2 separate regions of the Homo sapiens genome follow, and region 2 is linked to region 1. The links are chromatin loops, found by intact Hi-C in ENCODE. Cell type or tissue: mammary epithelial cell. All regions are shown on one strand. Each heading gives the region's core, and the rest is flanking DNA. Links, peaks and the distances in the headings are about the cores only. Region 1 holds the start of LOC124905022 (a long non-coding RNA gene). Region 2 overlaps PKNOX1 (PBX/knotted 1 homeobox 1).

Evidence for each region. A loop is a pair of places that touch in the nucleus more often than their neighbours do. Peaks named below come from ENCODE experiments on the same cell type or tissue, not always from the same donor. Only the 100,000 strongest peaks of a DNase experiment are listed, where the experiment ranks them.
Region 2: a loop joins it to region 1, with 6 times the contacts of the local background. A loop is called at or near these places in 2 of 110 quality-filtered maps.

Annotation. Positions count from the first base shown.
Region 1 is chr21:42,930,872-42,933,777 of GRCh38, forward strand. LOC124905022 (a long non-coding RNA gene) reads left to right here and starts at 1,356. Exons shown (of 2, transcript XR_007067881.1): 1 at 1,356-1,824. In mammary epithelial cell, for the core only: no CTCF peak of the experiment used is centred there; no DNase peak of the experiment used is centred there.
Region 2 is chr21:43,021,015-43,023,920 of GRCh38, forward strand. PKNOX1 (PBX/knotted 1 homeobox 1) reads left to right here. Exons shown (of 11, transcript NM_004571.5): 8 at 289-417. Among named protein-coding and RNA genes, the nearest start is that of PKNOX1, 48 kb to the left of the region's middle. In mammary epithelial cell, for the core only: no CTCF peak of the experiment used is centred there; no DNase peak of the experiment used is centred there.

The DNA of each region.
Region 1 (2,906 bases), core at 271-2,770:
TGGTCTAGAACTCAGGTTATCCACCCTGGCCTCCCAAAGTGCTGAAATTACAGGTGTGAGCTACTGCACTCGGCTGTTGTTGTTGTGTTCTTGTTGTTATTGTTGTTTTTGAGATGGAGTCTCGCTCTGTTGCCCAGGCTGGAGTGCACTGGCACAATCTCGGCTCACTGCAACCTCTGCCTCCCGGGTTCAAGCGATTCCTGTGCCTCAACACCCCCATTAGCTGGGATTACAGGCATGCCCCACCATGCCCCACTAATTTTTATATTTTTAGTAGAGATGGGGTTTCACCATGTTGGCCAGGCTGGTCTCGAACTCTTGACCTCAGTTGATCCACCCGCTTCAGCCTCCCAAAGTGCTGGGATTACAGGCATGAGCCACCACACCACTCCCTGGCTAATTTTTAAAAATTTTTTGTAGACAAGGGTTTCACTTTGTTGCCCAGGCTGGTCTCTAACTCCTGGCCTCAAATGATCCTCCCACCTCAGCCTCCCAAAGAGCTGGGATTACAGGCATGAGCCACAGTGCCCAGGTGATACCCCTATCATTTCATCTCAACCATTTAGCTGCACCCATCCTCTAGCTCCACGCCTACCAGATTGTCCATAAAAACCCTAACCTGCAAGCCTCTGGGGAGACTGATTTGAGTAGGAACTCCATCTCCCACGGGGCTGGACTCACATTAATTAAACTCTTTCTTTACTGCAATACCGCAGTCAGTCTCAGTGACCTGATGTCATCTATGCGGCAGGCAGGAAGAGCCCATCAGGGAATCATAGTCTTGCTGTAAACCTGGGGAGAAAGTGACGGATCAGAGGGAAGCTTCTTTGTACTTCTGAGTCAGTCAAGGCCTGACCCACAGATCCGCATGGCAGGATCCTTCTGGAGGCTCCCCAGGGCCACAAGAGCAGCTTCCTGCACCACTGGGTCGTCTGTTCCCATGATGCCAGCTCAGTGGAGGGAGTAGAACCACTGCACTGAGGGATGTGGTCCTGTTGCTCCGCACAGGCAGCCACTACTCTTTTTTTCTATTTTTTTAGAAATGAGTTCTCACCATGTCGTCCTGGCTGGAGTGCAGTGGCATGATCACATTGAGGGAAGACAGAGACCCTCTCATATTGTTTTATACTCAGAAAAAGAAAGAGAAGCGAAACTAAAGGCAGGTAGCCCGGTGCCTAGGAAGCAGACCCGAAACCAGGCCTGGGCCTGCCTGACCTAAGCCTGGTAGTTAAAATTCGACCCCTGACCTAGGAACTGATGTTATCTATAGATTCCAGACATTGTGTGGAAGGACATTGTGAAACCTCCAGTTCTGTTCTTTTTCACTCTGACCACCGGTGCTCGCAGCCCCTGTCACATACCCCCTGGCTTTCTCAATTGATCACGACCCTCTCACACGGACCCCCTTAGAGTTGTGAGCCCTTAAAAGGGACAGAAGTTGAGCACCCAAGGAGCTCGGATTTTAAGACGCTAGCGTGCCCATGCTCCCAGCTGATTACAGCCACTCCCTTCACTATCTTGGTGTCTGAGGGGTTTTGTCCACGGCTCGTCCTGCTACATTTCTTGGTTCCCTGACCGGGAAGTGAGGTGATTAATGGACAGTCGAGGCAGCTCCTTAGGTGGCTTTAGCCTGCCCTGTGGAACATCCCTGCGGGGGACTCCAACCAGCTGGAGCGACACGGATCCTGAGAGTGCTCCCGGGTAGGCATTTGCCCCGGTGGGACGCCCCCCAGAGCAGTGTGTGGCAGGCTCCCATGGAGGATCAATGCAGTGGCTGAACACCGGGAAGGAACTGGCACCTGGAGTCCAGACATCTGAAACTTGGTAAGACTGGTCTTTGGAACTTGCCCACTCCATTTGAGTGGAAGCGTGGCCTGATCACCCACGGCGTGCCTGTACAGGCACTTTGGTTTTGGTTTTGACTTGGTTTGAATTGCTTGACAGGACTGGTCTTGGGAACTTGCCCACTCCATTTGAGTGGAAGGGTGGCCTGATCACCCACAGTGTGCCTGTACCAGCACTTTGGTTTTTGTTTTTGACTTGACTTAGATTGCTTGATACTTTGGTTTTGGTTTTGACCTGGCTTGGATTTCTGGATACTCTGATTTTGGTTTTGATTTTGGTTTGGTGTAAACTGCAAAAGTGTGTGTGTGCCCTTTTTACCTGTTCTTTGTTTTGTGGTGTGCGTGTGGTGTGAGCGTGGTGTTTTGTCTTGAAGAAGCATGGGTGAGAAACAAATAAGCCCACCCTACTAGGAACTATATTGAAAATTTTCAAGAAAGGATTTGAGGGAGATTACGGTGTTACTATGACACCAGGAAATCTTAGAACTTTGTGTGAAATAGACCGGCCAGCATTAGAGGTAGGTTGGCCATCAGAAAGAAGCTTGGACACGGCCCTTGTTTCAAAGGTACGGCACAAAGTAACTTGTAAGCCAGGGCACCCAGACCAGTTTCTGTACATAGACACTTAGTCACAGCTGGTTTTAGACCCCTTCCCCCCAACAGTAGTTAAGAGAGACAGAAAGTCAAAGAGAGAAGAAAAAGAGAAAGAGAGAAATATACAAGTAGTTAAGAAAAAAAACAGTATACCCTATTTCTTTAAAAGCCAAGGTAAATTTAAAACCTATAATTGATAATTAAAGGTATTCTCCATAAGCCGGAAACACTCTAATACCACTTTGTTGTCAGTGTAAACAAGGGCGTATCCCGAAAGCATTGAGGCCTTCCTATCAAAAATCCTTAACCCAGTAACCCGTGGATGGCCCAGATGCATTCAATCTGTAGCGGCAGCTGCTTTGCTAACAGAAAAAAAAGTAAAAAAAAAAAAAAAAAAGGCAGTTGCAGTTTTAACCCAGACTGTAGGGCCCCTGCCAAGGCCAGTGGCCTATCTCTCAAAACAACTAG
Region 2 (2,906 bases), core at 182-2,681, 90 kb after region 1:
GGAAGAATCACTTGAGCCCAGGAGTTCAAGGCTGCAGTGAGCCGTGACTGCACCACTGCACTCCAGCCTGAGTGACAGAGCAAGATCCTGTCTCAAAAAAAAGAAAGGCTGGTCATGTGGAGGGAGCCGTGTCCTGAAACATCAGTCCACACAGGGTTCCCGTGCATGGGCCTCGACTACAATCATTTCCCTGTCCGATCCTTGGCTGTTTTCTCCACCTGCAGTTGTAAGTACTTGGATATGTGAGAATTTCCTATGCTTTCTAATGTTATTTTTCAACTTTAAAAGCTTCAGTTACAGTTAAACCAAGATCTCAGCATCTTGCATCAAGATGATGGTTCATCTAAGAACAAGAGGGGCGTCCTGCCAAAGCATGCCACGAACGTGATGCGGTCCTGGCTCTTCCAGCACATCGGGGTAAGGACGGCTGGGCCAGCCCTTGCCTTGCAGCCCTCTGCGACGCTTGCTCTCTGGCTTATGTGTCATGGAAAAGGGTTACTTCTCTGGGCTCAGAAAATCAAAGGCCTGACTTTCAGGACTTTGTGGCATGTCCATAATGTGGGGAGCGTGGGGCACTGCTGCAGGGAACTTGAAGGGCAATGAGGGCTGCCGTGAAGGAGCACCCGAGCACATGTGAGGCGTACACGTGTGTCCGAGACAGCCCACCACGAAGGGTGATGGGGTCAGGTGAGCCAGAAAAGTGGGCAGAGAAGGGATGTTCTTGGGCAGCAGCTGGGGAAGTTGCTGTGTTTCTGTGTGTTGGATTAACAAGGAAGCTGAGATGGGTTAGAGACATCGCAGGGCCGGGTGCACCCACAGGTGGGCCACCGGGTGGGTGCCTTTAGCTGGAAGCGAGTTTGTCCCACAGGGCGCGCCGTTTTGCCCAGCACGTGTGCACCCGGCTTCCTCCCCCGGGCCATGGCCGCGTCTTCTCCCTGTCCCCAGGACATCTTAGGAAGTGCAGTGGTGGGCCTGCTTGCTGAGTTGATGGGGGAGACCTGCTCTGCACGCTGTGTGGCACCATTGCTGCCAGCCTGCTGATCCAGGGCAGGAGAGAGCAGGCGGGGCTCTCCTGGGACAAGCACAGGGAGGCCAAGGCGGGAAGGCAGACGCCAGTTTGGCTTGGCCCTAAGTTTGCCCTTCTCCCCTGCTGTCGCCACTGATTGTTGTGAGGCTGTGGCCATATCCGCCTGTGTCCCAGCCTCCTCCTCCTCGGCCTTCTGCACTGCATCTGCCCTGCCCTCCCACTGTCTCCTCTCCAGGGTGCCTCCGCTGGGGCTGAAGCCTGTTTGTCCTCAGCACTCTGTCCTTGCCCTCCCCTGACTGTGGGCCCCTGAGCCCGTAGCCATCTCGCCATTTCGCGGCCCACTTTCCTCTGGCTGCCTCGGGCTCCTCAGTTGAGGATAGGGTCCATGGGAGTGACTGGCCTGAGGGCTTGAAACTGGTGGGTAGTGTTGCTGAGTGGTCCTGGGAGGAGAAGGGCCCTCTCCTGGGCAGAAGGCCTGGCAGGAGCCTGGGCTGCGCCTCTTCTGCTTGCCTGCCCTGGCCTCTTGGTCTCCACCGAGCCGCTTCCATGGGCATAAAAGGTAGCAAGCCACACATGTCAGGAGAAAGGCGTGCTACCTGTGAGCAGCGGGGCTGCTCCGAGAAATTGGTTCAAAGAGATCAGTCACAAGAAAACGGAAAGATTTGTGTGTAAGAATGTTAGTGTCGTTCAATATAATAATGGAAAGCAGGTCGGCATGTAGATGGGGACGTACTGGTTTGATGGAGTATCATATGCATAGTTAACATGAGGAATGAGGGCTCTAAGCAGTCGGGAGGTTTAGTGAAGGATAGGAAGTCAAAAGGCAGCATGTTGGTATATTTACACACATTGCGATTATTACAGCCAATCAGTATATGTATAACATAATGATAGAACAACACCAAGTGGTGGGATTGGGTGAGTACTCTCCTTTCAGGTTTCCTTTAATGTTTTAATAATTTCTCAAACAATAAACCCTGCCCATCATGTCCAGTGAAGACGCCGCGTTTTTTCCTGTGGGGCGTCCTCAGTCCCTCCTCACCCTCGTTTCTTGGCAGCGCCGACCCCCTGTAGTTTCCCGCATACTCTGGGGCAGCATCTCTGGCTGTTTGGTGTTTTCTGCTTGTGTGCTCGTGTTTCCTGCCCTGTTTCTATTTTATGAGCTTTTTAAAGGGGGAGAACAGTATTTCTGTTTCCATGACCTTGAGCTCAGAGCCACACACTCATTGATGGAGTCAAGTTGAGTCACACTGCCGTTAGTTTGAGGAAACAAACCCATCACTGCTGAGGCACATCTGAGGCCGCTCCGTCCCCATGTGATGGGCAGGGGTGTTTCCACGCCGCACTCAGTGTTCCTTTCACGTCAAAGCCAAAGTAAACTCTCACTGCTGACTTTGCTGGTACCGTTCATTCTCTTGGGTCCTTGTTGATCCCAAATCAAGGGCTTTAGTGCATTCAGGTTTTAGAGTAAATGTCGTGTTGGTTTCCACATATAGACAGTCATCAACCTTGGAGAAATTATTTACCATAGCTAGAAATCATTTTCGGTTGGTACTTCTGTGAGTTTTGCTATCTAGTTCTGATTGGATTTTTTTTTTTTATTTTTCTGCACTCCCAGGCTGGAGTGCAGTGGCGCGATCTCGGCTCACTGCAACCTCCGCTTCCTGGGTTCAAGCAATTCTTCTGCCTCAGCCTCCCGAATAGCTGGGACTACAGGTGTGTGCCACCATGCCCGGCTAATTTTTTGTATTTTTAGTAGAGATAAGGTTTCACCGTGTTAGCCAGGATGGTCTTGATCTCCTGACCTCGTGATCTGGCCACCTTGGCCTCCCAAAGTACTGGGATTACAGGCGTGAGCCACCACACCTGGCCAGATTTT